Regions from separate parts of the Homo sapiens genome. Here region 1 is linked to region 2. The links are chromatin contacts, found by Hi-C or POLR2A ChIA-PET in ENCODE. All regions are on one chromosome and are shown on one strand. Each heading gives the region's core, a stretch centred on a gene start or an enhancer-like site at or near the end of the contact. The rest is flanking DNA. Distances are from core to core; before and after follow the strand shown. Region 1 overlaps CBLB (Cbl proto-oncogene B). Region 2 overlaps LOC124909403 (a long non-coding RNA gene).

Region 1 (7,280 bases), core at 65-2,564, 170 kb after region 2:
TTATCCTGATTCATGTTATATTTTCTTCTTAGTGGACATTAAAATTTCAAAATTGCTATAACAGAGGTGCTGTTGGGGTAGTTTCTTAGTTGTATATGGGTCGTATATTGTATATGGGAATCTTTTTATGGTACACATCTGTTTTCATCAAATAGGTGAGTAGTATTCGGGCATTACCTTATACCTTCTTTAAAGAATTTTCATCCATTGCTTTAATAATTATATTATGCCAGCTCTATTTAATATAATTAAATTTTTTTTTAAAATTTCCTGTTGTATCAACCTGAAACTACTTTGACTAGCATTTTGGCTGCAACCTTCTTTTCTTAACTGTTCAGTATCCCTCTGTGTATTTTTATTTGGTTCCCTTAATTGGAAATAATTTAAAAAACATAATGTGTGACTTTCTTGCTTACTCTTGAATAACATTTAAACTTCAGCCTCACTTGTCTAATTTCAGTTCTGAGGTATGTTCTACTTGTTGCCTCCTCAAATTGCTTTGCCTTCCTGAAAAGTTTTTCTTTTGATTCTACATATTTTCAGGGGAGGGATAAAGATCTAAGCATAAATATCACCTCCTTAGATGGGTCTTTTTTGACCATCCTATCAAATAGGTTGTCACAGTTAGTATTGTGAATATTTTCTGATGATTTATTTTCTCCCCCAACAAATTTTAACTGTCTTTCAAAGTATAATTGAAGTTCTCATTCTTGAAGCATTTTCTGAATAATCAAGTGCTAGAACTTGAGCATTTTTTAGCTTTTACTTTTTGTCAGAACATTGTAGTTGGTGGTGTAGAGACAGTTCTATCTTGATGCTTCAGGTTCTCATTTCTACTTGAGGGAAGCTCACAATTTTCAGGAATCACGGAGGATGGCATTTGAGCCCGCCTGGCGGTCTGAGCCCACCTGGAGATCCCCATCCTTTCAATGGGGAAATGTATTTGAGCTATTCCCCAAGCTAATGCTCAGGTAGGAGATACAGGCAGGAAAAGATGTCATGGAAGATATTTTAAAGGAATGGGAGTATACGCCTAGCTTAGAATACAATATGTGAAAGCATATTGTATTGTGGTTCTTTGGTGCTGGATATCTCAGGAGTGGAGGAATTGAAGGATTGTGTTTTCATTTTTACACTTTTTCTCTTCTGCTCTTCTGATTTTTCAACCATGAACATGGTTATGTGTATGGTCTGGTTTGGGGGAAGTATATATCAGAAAAAATAAAACAAGAAAGGAAGTTACTCTGGTTACCATGCAATTTCGTATTTAAATGACAAGGTTTTGCATTTTGGATATTTCATGTCAGCCGTGTCTCCTCAGCTAAGTTCTAGTCACTTAGAAGTTTGGTGTCACTGAATTATAATTTTGGTGCTTCCCATGTTTTATATTTACACTAGACTACATGCTATATGGACAATGTGCAATCAGTTAATATCTGAATGAATGAATTGACCAACTTTTGAGAACAGAGTTTGACATAAATTTGGTGGTTTTTGGTTCATTGTGCTTTAATTGAAGGAGAAGTAGACATTGTACTTCACATTAGGCTACTCTTTAGATAAGCTTTCCATTACATGGCATGTGTCTTACTTTCTTACTTGATAATGGCTCTGTTTCTGAAATTATATAAACAGATTTTTACTGTTTTTAAACTTTACAACTTAATATTAGACTGTAAATTATTTACTTATTTATTGGAAACAAACTTTTAGATACAGAAATTGGTCTTTTAAGACAACAACAAAAAATACCTAGTTTTTAATCTGGCTCCTGTCTTTCATGACTAAGTCTGACTGATCTTTCTTGTTATATGATGCTTTATAAGATTGATTCTGTATCCGGGTTACCAACGCTTCCTGTAACAGAAGAAAAACATTCAGATCCTTATAGTGCTGAGTCAGGGGAAATTATTACATACAACAAAGGAAAAGTCTTTGATAGGAAATATTGCTTCTGGTAGGAAATTAAGTACAGAGTACAAGGATCTAAATGTCTGTCATATAAACAATGGGCAATCTTATTAGGCAATTTTGGACACCTATTACGTGGCTTTATTTATTTATTAATAGTAGGCTTTTCTCATCATGGTTCATGGGGATTTGTAAGGTAACGATACCCTGGACAGCCTTCCAAGATGTTTTGATGTTGGCAGCAATGCATTACTGGGGCAGGGGCAGGGGAGGAGGTAGAAAGTGTGATAACTCTGCATCACTCCTTCTTCTTTGTTCTCATTTATAACACCTAAGGCATTGGAATTCCCCAGAGTAAGAATTCTAGTGAAAAGGGAAGCAAATAAAATACATCTGACAGTTGGGATCCTTGGGTTTATACATGTGCTGACTAATTACATATGAAATGAGATATCCCCTTAAATTAAAACTATTTGAAGATACCACTTCAAATATATGTAATAGATGATTTACACTTCTTATCATGGCTTTCAATAGCAAGAATTTCTCTTGCAGTAGGATAATTAACTAGAAATATAAAGAAATGTTTCAAAAGTATAATAATGTAGAAGAAAAATAGAAAAATTTGATTTTGGAAGAAATCTTCCTCCATTATTATGAAGATAGCTGCAGTTTGGTTTTTTTTTTTTTTTTTTTTTTTTTTTTTTTTTTTGGGACGGTCTTGCTGTGTCGCTCTGGCTATGGTGTGGTGGCATGAACACAGCTCACTGCAGCCTGTACTTACTAGGTTGAGCCATCCTCCTGCCTCAGTCTCCAAGTAGGCTCCCAAGTAGGTGGGACTACAGGTACATGCCACTATGCCTGGCTGATTTTTAAATTTTTTGTAGAGACAGGGTCTCGCCATGTTGCCTAGGCTGGTCTTGAACTCCTGGGCTCAGGCATTTCTCCTGCCTTGGCCTCCCAAAGCGTCAAGATCACAGGCATGAGTCACCACACCCAGCTGATAGCTGCAGTTTTGTGTGTGAGAGTTGATCTTCTTGCCTTTACTGTGACAAAACATCTTTATGGAAAGACAAACAGTATTCGTTACGTTTATTTTACCTGTGTATTCAAGAATGTTTATTTTTTTCATAAGCTACAAAACCAGATTAGAAAAGTAACTTGTATTTCCTAAAAGGAGGCATATTTTAGGAGCTATATGAACTGGGCATTTTTAATTTTTTTTCATTACTTTGGGGAATATTTCAGGATCTCATCAGCATTCATTACATGGGAGGACAGGGGATTAAAAAAACAAAATTGATTGTTAATGAATTTTTTTTTTTTTGTATTTAGGAAGAAGAAAGACTGTAACTTAAAAAGAATTGTGGCAAATTATATATGTTAAATATTCTGGTCTAGAAATGTGGTATAGAGGTTCCCTAGAAGCTTCTGTTCCACTGTGGTTAAAATGTTTTCTCACCTTCTTGAACTGTCTTTGTAGGTGATGTCATGAAATGTCCCAAGAGAACGTTGTATAAAACTTCCTTTGACCTTTCTGGACTCAGGGCTGAGCTCCTTAGACCTACAGTTTCTTGTTAAAATCGAGTAGGTTGTGTTTGAAAAATAAAGTTTATTTGTAAAATTATTTCAGTTTATATTTTATGTATAATCATCTCTCTTACAAATATATGACTCAAGGAAAGATAGTATTTTGCCCTAGGGTCAAGAGTGAAATTATTTAAACTTATTAGTGCATATTTATTTCTTTTCTATTTTATGCTAAAAAAATGTGTGGAACTAAAATTTGAAAAGATACTTATTTTGTTAGTTTAGAAAATGTTTAGTATTTCATATAATCTTAACTTTCAAGTATTTTGGCGTCTATCTTAATATTTTCTCCTTTAAGAAAAGACAAAAATTAAAAATCTTATTCTAACTTAGTTTAGTCCACTCAGTGAAACAGCATTTAATATTTAATGAAAATTGTTTTGTCGTTTCCTTTGACATCTGTATTAAAGATTGCTAATTGCCTCCAAAATCCATTTTGTCCCTTTCCTATCATTATATATTTCCCCATTGTTATCCATCCATAGTAAAGATAGCATTTCCTGGGTTCACATGTTGCTGATGTGGCCCTGTGAGCAAGTTTTGATGAATTGGATGTGAGTAGAAGTGAGCTGTGCAGCTTCTAGATCATGCCCTTAAAGGGAAGCCACATGCCCGCTCATTCCCCTTTTTCCTGCTCCCTGCTGGCTAGAATGTGAACAGGGTTATGAGTCATCTCAACCATGTGAAGGAGGGTGATGGAACAGGGATGGGAGAAGGAGCCTAAGTCCTTGACTTCTCCATAGACTAGAGCTGCTTTGCTTAGGCGAGAAGGAAATAAACATCAGCATCAGATAGTATTATTCTGTCACACTTAGCCAAAACTGTGTATAAAATACATTACCATGCTGACAGAATTCACCATTTCTGCTGTGTTTTTTTGAGGTTTAAGTTTCAAATTTGCATAATATGTGAAGGCATTTTCATGTGAAATAAAACATTATTAACTATATCTTGTTTTCAGAGCAACCACTGGATTCATGCTAATACTGCTTTTATATTACAGTTATTCAGTATTAAACCATTTTGTGACTATCTGTAACTGTTAGATGTATGACCCATTTGAGGCGTAAACAGAGTGCTGTCTCTTGATAATCTAAATTTCCTGTCTTAAATTTTTGTGTCTGCTTTGCCTCCCTTTCTTTGTCTTCCTCCCTCATGTCTTTCCCTCCCCTTTCTGCCTTTGGCTAATGTCTGGGCCAGTGCTGGTAAAGTGCTCCCTGGCCAGTCCATGGGAGTTTAAGGACCTTAACAGAGACCAGGTTCCTGGCGTTACTTCTGAACACACACACACACACATACACACTGGTAAAATTCAGTTACTTGCTTGGGGAGTTTATGAGTTTATATTGTAATGGATGGAAAAATGCCCTGTGCTTTGCAACCTTTTAGACTAAGTAATAACACTTACAAGAAATTGTGAGTGTTATGGGAACCAACTTCTGTGTGGGAGATGGGTACGAGGGAAAAAAAAAGTTTCATAATGATGAATGAGAAATTTTCAGAAAGCATTGTTTGGTTTGTCATTTTCAGTCCAGAAGGTTACTTACGTCATTTACTCTGGGGATGGAATATAGCTTCACTGAATGACAGCATTTGGTTCCAAGTTATTTAGTTATGTTTCATTGTGTTGAAATACCCTACCTTTGCCAGAATCGTTGTAAACTATGTGTGAAGCTCTAGGTGGGGAAAAATTGAAAGGAGCGCCATATTATATTACAGGAACAATTCATGTCCTACTCTTGGTTTCCTTTCAAAGCCCTGTATTTGTGGCTGTGCTAATAAATTCCATCACATTCATTATGCATAGCTGTAAGTGTATGTAAATACCACGCATCTTGCATTTTGAAGAAAACCAGGGAGTGAACACACATAGTCTTTCTTGCCTGGGATTCATTTATTTTTTAAAATTCATTTTATATATGAATGAGAAAGTTGAGGGAACATTTCCTTTCATACCAACATAGAAAATCCTCTAATACCACATCCCCTGTCTCCTGGTCCTGGGAGCAGTAATGGGATTTTCTGGGTGCATTTGCATCATGTGTATCATTGCTTTTCTGTTTATGTTCAGAAGCCTTTTCTGCCAAGGCTTCCACAATCTTCTGACCCCAGCAGCAGGTACATCCTTGTAGATGTCAGTGTAAGTCTTTATATTATGAAGAGTATTTGAGAGAATGGTACAAGAGGATGAAAGGGTGAATGGAAGTTGGGGGCAAAATAATGGAGGGCTAAAGAATATAGATTTGATCTTACAAAAGCTGTCGAGAAACCATTGTGCATTCTTAAGCAGTGAAGTGGCACCATTTAAAATGCACATGAATGATTAGTCTAATATAGTTTGTCTGACGGCAAAGACTGGAGAGTGGAGTAAGAAATTTGTTGGATTTTATACCAAAAAGCTAAAGTGTTTCTAGGATAGCATGTCTTGTTTAATATTTTATCTTTTTTCAAAATGGAGATCATGTTTTATACTGCCTTGTTATATGGTTTTATTACTTCTTTATGAATGACTTAATAGAGCATTTTGTGTATGTGGTAAATATTTGTATGTTCGTTTCTCTGATCAAGAAGCTAATGGATTATTTTGAAGTATCTACTATTTTGTAGCACTACATGAGTTGTACAATTAACTTGAGTCCCCATAAACAAAATTGGGGACATGCTGGATCCATGTCATGCTGTCATGCTGGAGCCGTGTCATGCTGGAGCCATTTCAAACTCCAGTGTGCTTGACGTTAAATTTCAAAAGTCAAGGAAATTGTTGTTAAGGAGCTTAGTTGAAGCTATCTTTTCAAGAATTTAATCTACTAATTCATTTTGTTTAATTTTTAGGAATTTGTATGTCATTAAAATACTCTCAAAAATGCTGTTCTGATTTGAAATGAAATACGAGTATAAAAATTGGGGTCGATCTTTGGTACATTGTTTATTGTACTGGAAAATGAATGCTTAACATTAGTCTGTGATAGTGATATCATGCTATTTTGTATTCAAGCCTTTATATGTTTTCATCAGGAAGAGTCAGGCAAAAGCAGACAAAAATTTCAACTAATGGCAAAGCACTTTGTACCTTTAAAACAATTTAATGAGGAGTTGTTTTTACTCTAAAAGCTGAGGCAAGAGATACATGGCAGTAAAATCTGCTATTGTTAATCTACTGTAGTCTCAAATTTTTATTCATTAATTTATTTATTCATCAGTTCCTTCAGTGATATTTGTTGAGCGCCTACTCTGTCCTGGCACTGCTGTAGTCACAGAGGACAATTATGAGTTACTGAGCCTGACTCCTCTCCTATATGGATTAGAGAGTGAACATAAAATATCAGGAAAACTAAACAGTTTTTACATTTTGCTTTGAATGTTTTTTTACTTTCCTCTCCGCTTCCTTTCCCCCCTTCTCTTCTTTCTCTTTCCATCCCAGGTCCTCCTTTTTCTCACTATCTGAGAGTCGGAGGAAACAAGGAGATGGGAATTTGGAGTGGAAGATAGGTTTAAGGAGATAGTTATCCCACTCTGGTTCTAAATTCTTGCACAATATCTGATATGGCATTAGCTGAAGAACCATGACATGATTGATTTCTTTTTTTCATCCCACTAGTATATGTTACAGGCTCTCAGTGTGCCAACCTTGTTTGAGACACAAAGGATTTAGTAGTGAATAACCTAGATGCAGTCCTCATGGAGCAGACGCTGTGATGGAGAAGGTAGACCACAAGGAAATCAGCATATACAAACATGCTATAATTTCAGTTAGTGATAAATCCTATAAAGAGGAATAA
Region 2 (6,925 bases), core at 2,776-5,275:
CCATTCTTTCTTCTAAGCTGTCTTTTCTGAGTTTGAGGCCAACTTCCCACCTTCGCTGTCCTTTGGAAAGACACAGTAGAGAACAGGTTGCATTTGATGCCTGGCTCTTGGGAGAATGTGGGTATAATACTTAAACTTTCTGGGTGTCTGTTTTTCTATAAAAATGATGATACTAGTATCTACTTCAGAAGATTATTGTGAAGATTGAGTTTACAGACAGAAAGCACTTAGAAGAGTATCCGATCTTGCATACAGAAAACACTCAATAAATATTAACTACTATTATTATTTCTTAGAATCTTGAACACCAGGCTTCAAATTTGTGTTAATTTTCACACTGCTATAAAGAAATACCTGAGACTGGGTAATTTATAATGGAAAGAGGTTTAACTGATTCACAGTTCCACACAGCTGGGGAGGCCACGGAAACTTACAATCATGGCAGAAGGTGAAGGGGAAGCAGGCACCTTCTTCACATAGTGGCAGGAGAGAGACGTGCAAGCAGGGGAAATGCCAGACGCTTATAAAACCCTCAGATCTCATGAGAACTCACTCACTATCATGAGAACAGCATGGGGGAAACCACCCCCATGATCTAATCACCTCTCACCAGGTTTCTGCATTAACACTTGAGGATTATAGTTCAAGATGAGATTTGGGTGAAGACACAAAGCTAAACTACATCACTATTATATGGAATTCTGATCACCATGATTCTACATTACTATCTGCTATGCCTTAGTCATAAGTTTAGATACTCTAAGTTTCACCCAATTTGGAAATAAATTTTATACTTGGGCCCTTCTTAAACTTTTGGCCCAGACCCTTATGGCCCTTTTCAAAGTGAATATCTGTAGTTGGATTGCTTTACCCTGTCCTTGACCCCTCCATTTTCAGCTTACTCTGTACTAGTTTCTAACCATATGTCTCTAAGGGACTGGTATCATCTCCCTCATGAGACAATCCAACAGTAGTAATAATGTCCACAAGGCCACCGTGAAGCCAGCCTTTGGATTCTGAAGTGGCAGCTAAGCTCCCGAAGTCCCAGCTGTGGTTATATGCATTTTTAAAAAAGAATAGAGAATAGGAGGTAACAGGCAAAGCAAGTAAAGACTTGTGTATTTAGCCCTAAAAGGGAAAAAAAATAAGCAAATAATTCATCTTGGTCATAGCATGTGCTGAAAAAATGTGGTACAACATGCAATAGAAGTTTCCATAAACTACACTGTAATTATACAATCTGTACCTTAAGCTTGTTTGAGAATCACATGGATTTAGAGCATAACTATGGCTAAAATTTAAAGTCCACGTACACAAATAAGTAAAATAAATCAGTCTTATTTTATTAATAAAATGAATGTTTATACCCAAGTATAAAGCACTGACTTCTGCCTCAGCTGGAGGAATTATAAGTCAGTAATGCATCTTATAAATCAAGTGCATGAACCATTCATCATCTTCTGAGATTCTAAGTCAGTTGTGTTCACAAAGCAGTTGCATGACTTGGAAACAACTCCTGGGATGAATAAATCAGTCACTTCCAGATATATGAATAAGTGACATGACCCATAAATCACATGACTACATACTCGTGCTTCATCAATCAGAAACTTTTATTTATAATTGAAAATTTGAAAATACTTATTGTGAACAATTTACTAAACACCCATCCCAAATTCCCATAGTACTGTAAGATGAAATGCATAGATGAAATTCCACAAGACTACCCCGACTCCAGGTGTCAGTCATAAGTAGCAGGTTCCTGGTTATTCACAACTTCTGTCCAACCTAGTTACATATCAGGGTTCCCACAAAGCCCTTCTCTGTTTCATAATTTGCTAGAGCAGTTCACAGAACTCAGAAAAGCACTTTACTTACTATTATCCTTTTATTATAAAAGGAACAGTCAGATGGAAGAGGCAACTCAGGAACAGTCAGAAGGAAGAATGTATTGGGCAATATATGTGGGGAGAGGCTGGGAATTTACACACTCTGTTGGACCATGCCACCCTCCACGTGTTCAGGAATCAGAAATCTCTCCACCCTCTGTTCTTTCGGGTTATTGTGGAGGCGTCATTACATAAGCATGATGGATTAAATCATTGGCCATTGGCCATCGGTGATTGACTCAACTTTCAGCCTCTCTCCTGACCCTGAAAGTCCAGGAATTGGGTTAAAATTCCTAAACCTCTAATCACAGGATTGGTTCCCCTGGCAACCAACTCTCAGTCTGAGGTTACCCAGGAGCCCCAGCCTTTCGTTATCTTATTAGCATACAAAAATTATATAACAATATCACAGTCCCATATGGAAAATATAGGCAAGTACAACTAACTAATCCACAAACATACCTTTTAGACAGTGTCTTTGGAGATATATGAATATAAATGTATCAACTATTGGAAATTATTTCTTTGAGAGAATGTTTTTGAAACTAGGTAAAGTAATGTAATTGTAATGCAAAGTAAATGTTAACCTAAATAATCATGTTCATAGGATACACTAATGTTCCAATTAGTGTATCTGAATTTTATTAACATAATCATGTTTTATGTTTGCATAGTCTTTTATACATTTATTCTTACAGTTTTGTTGGTGGTTATCACCATTTAATAGACGAAGAAAATATCTAAGATAATTAAAATCCAAAATTACATTGCAATTCAGCACAACTAGAATTTAGGTTTTCTGTGTTCTATTTCTGTATTCTTTGTTTCACCATGTTTCCTTTCATACATTTTACTGCCACTAAAAGGGTATGGATAATTTTTCATCTTTTTATAAATGTATAAAATTTACTGATTAAGACTTAAAGTTTATTCATTAAGCTTAAAGTTTACTAATTTAGGCTTATGTATACAGGCCTAGAGGTGTCACCAACACTCTGAAGCACTTACCAACTCCTAGTTTTTAGTGTTGTAATAATCATAAAATATTTATTCATACATCATTTTACATCTGATATGAGCTGAAGCTTGGATTTTGCATTTGGGATGACAAATGGCTCATTTCTGGATAGATTCCCTATAAGTCATTACAAGTTCTATGACTTTTGTCATTGAACAAAAACCACTATTGAGTGATGGAATTTCATACACCTTTAACTGTAATTCACCTGACTGCATAATCGCAAATTACTGATAATGTAAAATCTATCCAAATGTGTCCACACATATTAGCTGATGATCAGGCCGCTCCACAAGGAATGTCAGGCCACTCACTGTGCTTATTTCTGTGGCTTAATGTGGGTGAAAGTTCAAATAATTCCAGTTCTCATTATCAAACGGATAGCTTATATAAAGTCAATTCAGAGTTTAGCAAGGGATACTGATTTTCTGACCTCATAAAGAGTACAATATTCAGTGTATACCATAAGAAATACTAATTAAAAGTCATTTTTATTTATTGGCTTGGGCATTACTTTGACTTTCACCATTCCATTTTCATTTCAGATTTTTTTCATTGGAACTGTTGTTTTAATCGGCTTACAGATTGTGTTTTGGCAACTCTTTCCTTCTCATATCAGTTATCATTTGGGAAAGAAAAAGTGAAAACTGTACTACAGAATTCGCAGTATTAACTTCAAAGCATGGCATTTAGAGTTAGATTCTTTTTGAGTTGCTGCTTGGTAATTTGCTAAAAATAATAACGATTCCTCCCTCATATCTCTGGAAGGGCTTTATTACACACTCATTAAATTGTGCTTAGGTAGCATAATTATATAGAGTTCAGCATATTTCAGTTTATCAACAGAGTGAGTCACTTGGGAACTGTATAGACAATGTGGGATAGGGCAAGATTGCTGGGAAGACAGAATTTACTTCTATTTCCAGTTTAGGTGGTGGGTTGTTTTTGGTTTCGTTTTTGTTTTTTATCTTGGGCATGTCACTGATTCCTCTGGTCTGTTTCTCTGTCTTTGAATTGATAATTTGATTTCCCCCTTCGTGGTTCTTAAGAATATTGTGAGCAAGCATTAATGAAGCGGATGCACTCTGAGTTCCTCAGATAAGACTACGTAAGTCCAAAACCTTATGACTGAGTCATGTGAGGGTTTAGGCTTCAAGATTCCATTTGGTGTACATATTTAAAGGAAAATAACCTATTTTAGCAGTTGGGAATCTACTGCTTTTAAGATCTCTTGGGTAAGTTATAACATTTACTTCAAACCTATCCCATGTATAGCTTTTCATTTCTCTTTTAAATCCCTATTGTTCTTTTCTTGGTAGAGAAAGCATACATCTCATCTTTATCTTTGACAAACTTATTCAGTAAATGCAATTCCCCAATATGTTGATCACAATTATAGAATTTCTATGAAATTCTTAGATTTGATAAAGTTTCTAGAGAACTTTAGCTCAAGCTAAAATGTGTATGATCATTGTGCTATGCACATAACAAATCCTTGATAAGTAACAGTTAAGTCTGGATTAAGTTGAGGACTTTTTTAAACAATAATTTTATTAGGAAGTTATTATTAATGAAGTTATATTTTGGTAAAATGCCACTAGTCCACCTGATTTATGATATCTAGGCATTCCAGCATCTATGACAGGATTTTATTTCATAAGACTCCATCTCCACCCCTACAACCCAGGAGGCAGACTATAAAATAATCATCATTTTCCACCTCATCCTGTCCATCTGGATGTCAGATGGAAGCAAAGAGATCCATAACCCTTTGAAATAAGTGAGGTGGCCTGGGTAGCATTTCTTAATGCAACCTATGAAACCAGGTTTTAATATCCACATCTTTGAACTATTACTAAGTGGATACTGGAGGCCACATTTTCCTCCACAGTCACTCTATTACCACATCTTCTAATTCATTATTCTTTAAGTACTTCAAGATAGTTATAATAGAATTAAATTTTATGTAATGCTCTTCATCATCCAACAAAGTACATTGCCGAATCATCTTTAAGCCTTCGACCTTTTCCCGATGAAAACACTTCCCTTGCCTGTACTTTCACTCTGAATCGTCAGCCTATGTCAACCTTTGCTCTCAATCTGAATTTTTATTCTTGGAATGCCTGCCCAAGACAAAGGAAGAAAAGGAAAATGAAGAAAATGGTAAAACAAAATGGAACATTAAGCAAAGGCAGCATAGCTCCAAGAAAATCCTTAGAAGAATATAAAGCAATTTGTCAGTTCTTAAAATTAAAAGCTAACTATCAAATATCATCCCAGAATATTAATGTCTTGAGAAAAGCTTGACATAACTCCTGGATAGGTATTTTGGAGTCAGCAACATAGTTTCAGTCCTCCGTACTCCAAATTCATCACAGGATTTCACTTCTTGATTATTTATGGTTGTTTTGGACCATGTAACTAGTCTGGCAAATGAGGTGTGAGTAAAACTGAAGTATGTCACTTCTGGGCTATAGTGAGACTCTCCAGAGCAGTCTTTTCCCTCTGCTAGAAAAGGCAATACTCATTATGTTGGCTGTCCAATTAGCCAGTATACCTGAGAATGCATGATAAGTACCTGGCAATGTGCAATTGTTAAGGAACACGGGTAAGAAATCAACCTTTATTCTTTTAAGGCACTGAGATTTGAAGTTGTGTTTTATGGCAGCATAACCCACACTATTCTGACATTACAGATACTCACCTTTGTTAAGAATAATAAAAGGAAAGTTCTCAGCAAGTACTTTTTAATGCTTTGAGAAACTTTCAATTTGCATTTACTCTAGTTCTTAGAACTTTATCTGACATAAAATAAACAGATGGCTTAGACTCATACAATAATGCTCATTAAATTTGTGGGGATAATATGAATTATTCTCATGTAGTTATTTATTGAATATTTTATGGTATTCAATAGATTTATTCAGTAGCTTCATCTATTTTCAGAACATAAGTCAGTTTTAGCTTAAAAATTTCTACTTACATAATGAAATGGGTTCACTTATTCCCAGGTGGCTGATTTGTCTCATGTAATATGATGTTACACAAGGGTTCACCATTCTTCCCTGTTAATGACTTATTTGGCACACTACAATGTAAGAAGCCAGGCAAAAACTTCAGTGAGGAGAAATCTTGAGTCTCCACCATTATCCCCACTTTGTTTATGAGCTCAATGGTCACGAACTGGGAGAGTTGAAGAAAGAAACAGACATCCACAGCGTGATCATGTGATCTACCTGACTAAGAGTCTGCTCAGAAGAGGATATCATTAGATGACCATTTACACGAAAAGCAAATAATCTCTCATTCCGGCATTATTTCAAGAGATCCATTCATGAGTCTTCTCCCAAAATCTTTTTGTCACCAAGATTATAACTGACTCTGAGTTCCTGTCCATGTGGCCTAAGAAATTCCCTGTTCATAAATTATGATAGACCTGTATTTCTGACAATTTCTCCAGTTGCAAAGTCTTCCACTTTGACCTTTCTAACATAGATAAATTTTTATCCTTTCTGTTAATACAGATCAAGTAGGGAATTAATGAAGTGTTCATCTATTTCAGTTCTAGAAATGTAATGATCAATTAGTTATTGCCAAAAATAACTGCAGATCAAAGTACTTCTATTACCACTTTGGCTCTGCTGCCTGTTAGAGTAACTATTATAATCTTCTCCCTTTTCATTAAGTGCTGCTACTTTGCCTCTGTTACGAAGGGATTCTATAACCCCATTGAAATCAGACAGTCTGTTTCAGTGTCATTATTTCTCTTCTTTATCCTTGGTCTACAGAGAACAGGCACTACAGGGTTTCTACTAACGTATTTATCTATACTAATTTATTTATCAGTTCTGTGGGGAAGGGACTATAAACTAGGACCTTTCAGAAACAGAACTACAGGGTGACTGAGTCGATTGCCTCTCAGAGATAATTTACTTCAGCCATCCTATTTCCCCAAGTTTCTACATTATACTAAGGAAATTCTGACATCTCTATTTCTTTTCTTTTTTTAATAAATTTT

Evidence for each region. A loop is a pair of places that touch in the nucleus more often than their neighbours do. ChIA-PET counts read pairs that join two places held with the same protein, here RNA polymerase II (POLR2A). Pooled maps may share reads with other maps.
Region 1: a pooled map shows a loop between it and region 2 (4-fold over the local background). The contact joins two enhancer-like sites. A Hi-C loop is called at or near these places in 8 of 50 pooled maps. POLR2A ChIA-PET finds 5 or more read pairs at or near these places in 2 of 52 experiments (activated CD4-positive, alpha-beta T cell and activated T-cell).

Annotation. Positions count from the first base shown.
Region 1 is chr3:105,825,010-105,832,289 of GRCh38, reverse strand. The region is part of intron 3 of CBLB (Cbl proto-oncogene B); the gene reads left to right. Among named protein-coding and RNA genes, the nearest start is that of CBLB, 40 kb to the left of the region's middle. RefSeq lists a silencer at 3,287-3,336. Within about 2 kb of position 1,314, at least 7 of the 41 ENCODE cell types and tissues checked have a DNase peak (open chromatin) inside an H3K27ac peak, as active enhancers do.
Region 2 is chr3:106,001,336-106,008,260 of GRCh38, reverse strand. LOC124909403 (a long non-coding RNA gene) reads right to left here. Exons shown (of 2, transcript XR_007095991.1): 2 at 1,590-5,995. Among named protein-coding and RNA genes, the nearest start is that of CBLB, 140 kb to the right of the region's middle. Within about 2 kb of position 4,025, at least 3 of the 41 ENCODE cell types and tissues checked have a DNase peak (open chromatin) inside an H3K27ac peak, as active enhancers do.